Linked DNA regions of Mus musculus: region 1 is linked to region 2. The links are chromatin contacts, found by Hi-C or POLR2A ChIA-PET in ENCODE. All regions are on one chromosome and are shown on one strand. The core of a region is the stretch at or near the end of the contact, and the rest is flanking DNA. Distances in the headings are between cores, read along the strand shown. Region 1 holds the start of Xrcc6 (X-ray repair complementing defective repair in Chinese hamster cells 6). Region 2 holds the start of Tob2 (transducer of ERBB2, 2).

Evidence for each region. A loop is a pair of places that touch in the nucleus more often than their neighbours do. ChIA-PET counts read pairs that join two places held with the same protein, here RNA polymerase II (POLR2A).
Region 1: POLR2A ChIA-PET joins it to region 2 with 17 read pairs in Patski. The contact joins the promoter of Xrcc6 here to the promoter of Tob2 in region 2. A Hi-C loop is called at or near these places in 1 of 37 maps with a recorded cell type or tissue (v-Abl transformed pro-B cells). POLR2A ChIA-PET finds 5 or more read pairs at or near these places in 2 of 5 experiments (Patski and embryonic stem cell).

What each region holds. Positions count from the first base shown.
Region 1 is chr15:82,014,965-82,017,664 of GRCm38, reverse strand. It overlaps Xrcc6 (X-ray repair complementing defective repair in Chinese hamster cells 6), which reads right to left and starts at 1,296. Exons shown (of 13, transcript NM_010247.2): 1 at 1,190-1,296; 2 at 467-555. The coding sequence starts at 542. Desi1 (desumoylating isopeptidase 1) reads left to right here and starts at 1,445. Exons shown (of 6, transcript NM_134095.3): 1 at 1,445-1,787. The coding sequence starts at 1,700.
Region 2 is chr15:81,857,001-81,859,700 of GRCm38, reverse strand. It overlaps Tob2 (transducer of ERBB2, 2), which reads left to right and starts at 1,375. Exons shown (of 2, transcript NM_020507.3): 1 at 1,375-1,765.

The sequences.
Region 1 (2,700 bases), core at 47-2,546, 160 kb before region 2:
GAATACTTGACGCTCTCTCACACACGATCCAGCTTCACTTCACAGAATGCACATGGAGGCTCACAACCACCTATAACTTTAGTAGCAGGAGATCCGACTCCCTCTTCTGGCTCCCTTTTGCACCAGACATGTACAGAGGTGTACACACATACATAAAATAAAAATAAGTAGATTTTTTTAAACAATCAAAAATATGTAAAAAATAAAGTGACAAATATTACCATGGACAGAGTCATTTATTGAAGATTAATAAATTCTCTATCGTGGTTAGTAAAAAAAAAAAAAGGAAAATAGGGTTAGGAATGTTCATAGAGTGAAATAGGATCTAAATAATAACTGTAAAACTCAAAGGGAGAAAAAATATTTTAGATTATCTGAGGAGAAAAGGGAGGGATATCAGACAACATAAAGTGCTCCCAGCAAAAAAAAAAGTACACAGCGAAAATCTTCCACACAGGCCACTTACCACCTGTGTCGGGGCTCTCCTCCTCCTCTTCCTCTTCCTCGCCCTCAGTTTTGTAGTAGGACTCCCACTCTGACATGTTGGTTTGCTCACTAGGTGAGAGAAGTTATGAATTTAAATGAAAAAAAAAAAAAAAAAAAAAACCAAGGCAGGTAGCTCTGTGGTAATGCGCTTTCCTACAGTGTACCCGGACCTATGCCACACACACCAGAAAAAAAAAGAGAGACAGACAGACAGACTTCTGGGTTCTCTTTAGATCTGTTCTAAATGCTCGGGTCACTAATAAAGAATGTGAATGATGGCTCCTGCTTCCTCCAAAGCTCTCCATATCATTGGAGAGGCAAGAGAAATGTGCATGGGGTCATTGCTGCAACAACCTCCCCTTGGCTATCCCTTAAGGATGCTGCAGGACCAAAATGGCTAGGGGTGAGGGCGAGGTATAACATAGCGGCTCAGCACTGAAGGTCCTATCTCGAGCTCCAACTGGACTGGGACGGTACTTGGTGCTCTGGCTGAAACATTCGTCTTCATTTCTCCCCCAACCTTCAGCTAGAGATTGGCTCAACCACCAGTCCTGTTCCGCCTTCTGGGGAGAAAGGAGCATGACCCAGGTCCTGCAGGTCGACAGCGCTGCTCCGTGGTGAGGCCAGGGGTCGCGCGACACTAAGCGTGCAAGCAAGCCACCAAGGCAGGCCTCATCCAACACATGTGGTGCGGCGAACCTACCTTAACCGCAGGCGGGCAAGCCACTGGGACAGCAGAAGGTGGGCACCACGTCCACGCGGGCTCCTTGTCTCTCGCCCAATCAGCGACGTTGCGTCATCACGCACAACACGCCCTTCGACCCTTCAAGCGGGCACGCCCACTCGCATTTCCCGCTTCCACCCCCTGTTCCCTAAACTGGAACGCTTGCGGCCAGAGAAAGCCCCGCCCCTCGCTTGAAGCTCCGCCCCCGAAACCCGTCAGCACCGAACGCACATGCGTGAAAGTGCGTCCCCGCCCCTGCCCCCTGTTCCGTGCGGAGTCTCTGGGATCTCTCTCTCTGTCACCTCACAGTAGTCGTTGCCGGTCGCGGGTGTCCGGGCGCGAGCAGCGCAGGGCCGCCTCTCCCCCGCCCTCAGGCCGGGCCCCGGCTCGGTCCCCCGCTCCCTCTTCTCCCCACCCCGGTCGGGTACCGGAAGGTCCAAGCCGCTGCCGGGTGCCCGAGGGCCATCGTGGCCGCCGCCACGGGTCCTGATGGAGCCGCCAAATCTCTATCCGGTGAAGCTCTACGTGTACGACCTGTCCAAGGGCCTGGCCCGCCGGCTCAGCCCCATCATGCTGGGTGAGGGGACCGGGGTCAGTGGGAAGAAGGCAGGTGGCCGCTGGAAGCGATCCACCGAGGGGGGTGGGGGAAGACGGGCCCATGGGTGGTAGGAAAGATCCACTAGGGCAAGGACAGTGAGGTGGGATTCCCTGAACCCCTGTCCAGCTTCATGATCTAAGCCAAGGAGACACACGCTCCGGCTGAGAGCAAGCTCCTCTTCAGCTAGAGACTGGGGCTAGCCGACTGATCTTGGTGGATTCCCCAAGAAGCCAGGGAACCCTGCTTCTTTAGCTCAAAGTAGAGAAAGTGAGGATACCTCCAGCTCGTGTCCCTGGTGGTGGAAGCAACACTGCAGACGAGATCCTCTGGTGTCCCTCGGAGCGACTGCCCTCCGCGCCAAAAGGAAATTCCCTCTGCAGTCCTTGGAGTGGATGGGAAGAGAGCGCTAGAGCGGTGGAAGGCTTGAGCCCTTGCCGGCTCCAGGTTAGGTCAAGTCAGGTCACCCTGAGCCAGATCTTGGAACTAATTACGTTCTGTCCGACGATGCAATTTTCGCTCAACAGTTAATTGCTTTTGACCAGATGGTAAGAAAGCAGTTCTGGGGGAGGACCGGATGCTGTATCGGTGAGGATATCGGTTGTGCTCAGTTCAAATGGTTTCATGCTGAGAGAGAAAAAGAGCCCTTCAGTGTAGGTCCAACTTCACTTCAAGTCAAATACCAAAATGTCTGTCATATAGGATTTGTCAGGCTTGTCATTTCAGGTAATGGTGGACAGGAATGGATTTCAGGGATTGAAACTGACATAGTTTTGCATCATTCAATAAATAGCTATAGTGTTTCCTGGAGACATTGGAGGAAGGCCTATTTCTTAAGGAACACAAGGGGCAGGGATCAAGGAAGCAAGGCAAGTTTTGAGGACATCCATTTGTG
Region 2 (2,700 bases), core at 126-2,625:
TCTCACCGCCCCACGTGGGTTCGGAGACTGCCGTTGCACCGGAACCTTCAGGAACGTGAATAAAGAATAGGGGTTGGCCAGGCGTGGTGGTGCACGCCTTTAATCCCAGCACTCGGGAGACAGAGGCAGGCTGATTTCTGAGTTCGAGGCCAGCCTGGTCTACAAAGTGAGTTCCACGACAGTCAGAGCTATACAGAGAAACCCTGTCTCGAACCCCCCCCCCCAAGAAAAAAAAAAAAGAAGAAGAGGAGGGGTTGTTGAATTGGAAAATAGGCGAACTAAGGCGGGGGCTAGGGGAACTGTACACAAGGCCAGCGGTCCTCCAGCCTAGTCTGATAGTCCAGTTCTCCTAGGGTTTCAACCCGCCACAGATCCTAGACCCCCTCATCGCTGAGCCTGCACTGTCACAAAGCCACAGAGTAGAAAAAGCGTGACCAAAATCCGGGCCCGGGTGCGCCTCGCTTCGCCGCCGCCGGGTGCTGTCGGGCTTAATGAACACCCTGCTCACCTTGCCAGGGCTGGCGCTTCTTCTGCGACTATTGCTAGAAGGAGCGCGGCTCTCATGCTCTCCTGTGCGTGGGTAACCTGCTCCAGAGAGCTCGAGGACCTCAGCAGAGGGGCGGCGGTCGCGCGTGGCCAGCCCTATTATGGTGTTTGGGACCCAACTTTCCGGGCTGGGAGTGCATGACTAACCGGTGCTCCGCTCTTTTTTCTAACCCTCGATCTTCTTGCACCCTTCCCTTCCCTTCGATCTTCCACGTCCCCACCAGGAGGGCGACACTGGTAAACTCAGGTTAGCCTACACTCAGATCCAGAACCTTCCTGGAGGTGGCATCGTGCCACTGTCTCCCCAAATTCAGAATGAACAAATCGGAACCGGGGAGTTCAAGTCACGGGGACCGTCAGAACTGAAGAGTCATGCCGTCTAGGTCTTAGGGAACTTTGAGAGCTGGGGCTAGGGTTTGGAGTTCTCAGGGCCCCGGTGATGCCAGCAACAGCCACTGTGTCCCAGGCTACTTCCTAATGGCCTGTTGTGTTCCAGGTCTGTCCCTACCCTCCCCGGGGTTGGTCTACACCGGTTTAAAAAAAAAAGAAAAAAACGTACATGGCGAGCTCAGACTGCTTTGGAGTCTTAAGAGAAGAAATCCGGCGCTAAGGCGCTCAGAAGGATTCCGAGGGTGAGCAGCCCCGCTGAGGACGTGGCAGGGAGGGGTCTAGAGGAGACAAGGTGAGAAGATCGCTATTACACTTCCCGCAGAACCTGGAATCCCAACCTACGACTGGGCTGCGAGGGGTTAAAGATGCCAAGGGAGGAAAAGTAGTCCCGGCCCCGCCCCGGCTGGGCGGAGGGACGCATCACGCAGGGGTGGGGAAAGCAGATTCATGCGCAGGGTTGCTGAGGGTGAAACTTTTCATTGACTTTGCTCACTTCGGGCCCAGGCGCGGGAAGGTGCAGGTCGTTGAGACTGAGTGTCGTGGGAACCGAGAGGCCAGAAGGACAGGACCTGCCAGACGAGTACATCCAGGGCTGGCCTCCATCCACCGCGTGACGGGTGCCATCCTCGGGTCCGCCATCCCCGCGCCGTCGCCGCCGAGCTCGACCTCCAAAAACAGCGGAAAGAATCACATGAGCTCGGTCCTCGTCCCTCTCTACCCTCAAACGACGTAAAAGGACACCGTGGCCCTCAGCCTCGCGGTGCCCGGGAAGCTGGGAGAGAGACCTCCGTCCCGCGGCCTGCAGAGCGGACCCTTCGTGGAGACCCGAGTGAGTGCGCGGGCTTGCGGGCGGGGGACGCCCACACTGGTCCACTCCCCTGCTGCCCCTCTCCGGATCCGCCCCTGTTTCGCTCTCCATCACTCTCTTTGATCCTGGGGTACCTAGTTTCGAGTGCGGCCCTCTCCTAAGCGGAGAGCGTTTCCTCCTTGACCTCCTTCCCCATTTATTCACGCCTCACTCGTTATGTTTTCCTTGCCCCCCCCCCCCAGAAACCAAACTCTGGCCAGAGTTAAATAAATTATGGGAAGGGAGGGGATTCTATCTTTATTTTTCGGCTGCTTTTCACGTGTGCGGGGTGGTGATTATTAACACAGTCTGTTTCTGTCCCTTTGGAACCTGTGAGATGGGAAATTTGGACATCCCCTTCTTGGTGACAGGGCCGGTTAGTGGAGAGTGCCCTTGGGTTGCCGAGCAAGAACTCATTGCAGGTTGAGCTCTTTATATACTTGTGTAGGCGGAAAAAAAAGTACCCAAAGAGCCTGTCGGATAGTGTATTAATTGTGTCTGATCTCTTCTATTCCTAAACTTCCCCTTCTGTCTGAGGGGGATGTACTCCGCCCTTGACCAAAAATCTAAGGAGGGAAAAGGGAAAAGCCATCCCCTCCCCTGGGAGCAACCAGAACTTCACACAGCAGGCTTTGGGATCAGCAGACAGGGTTTCCGGTGCCAGTTCGGTGTCTAACCTACCCCCCCCCCCCCCATCCACCCTAACCTATCCACCCTGGCCTGGGAGTGGGTTTGGTTTCTCTTTGATTTCTTAACAACAATAAAAATCCTGTTGCTTGCCTGAGCGCCTACCCCCAATGCCTCACTTAAGCACTGGGGAAAACAGCTGGTGTGGGAGGCAGGATTAGGGAGGTTTAACACCCTGCCGGGGAGGGTTGCTGAGGATCTGGTAAGTCTGGTCCTAGGGTAGGCCTTGT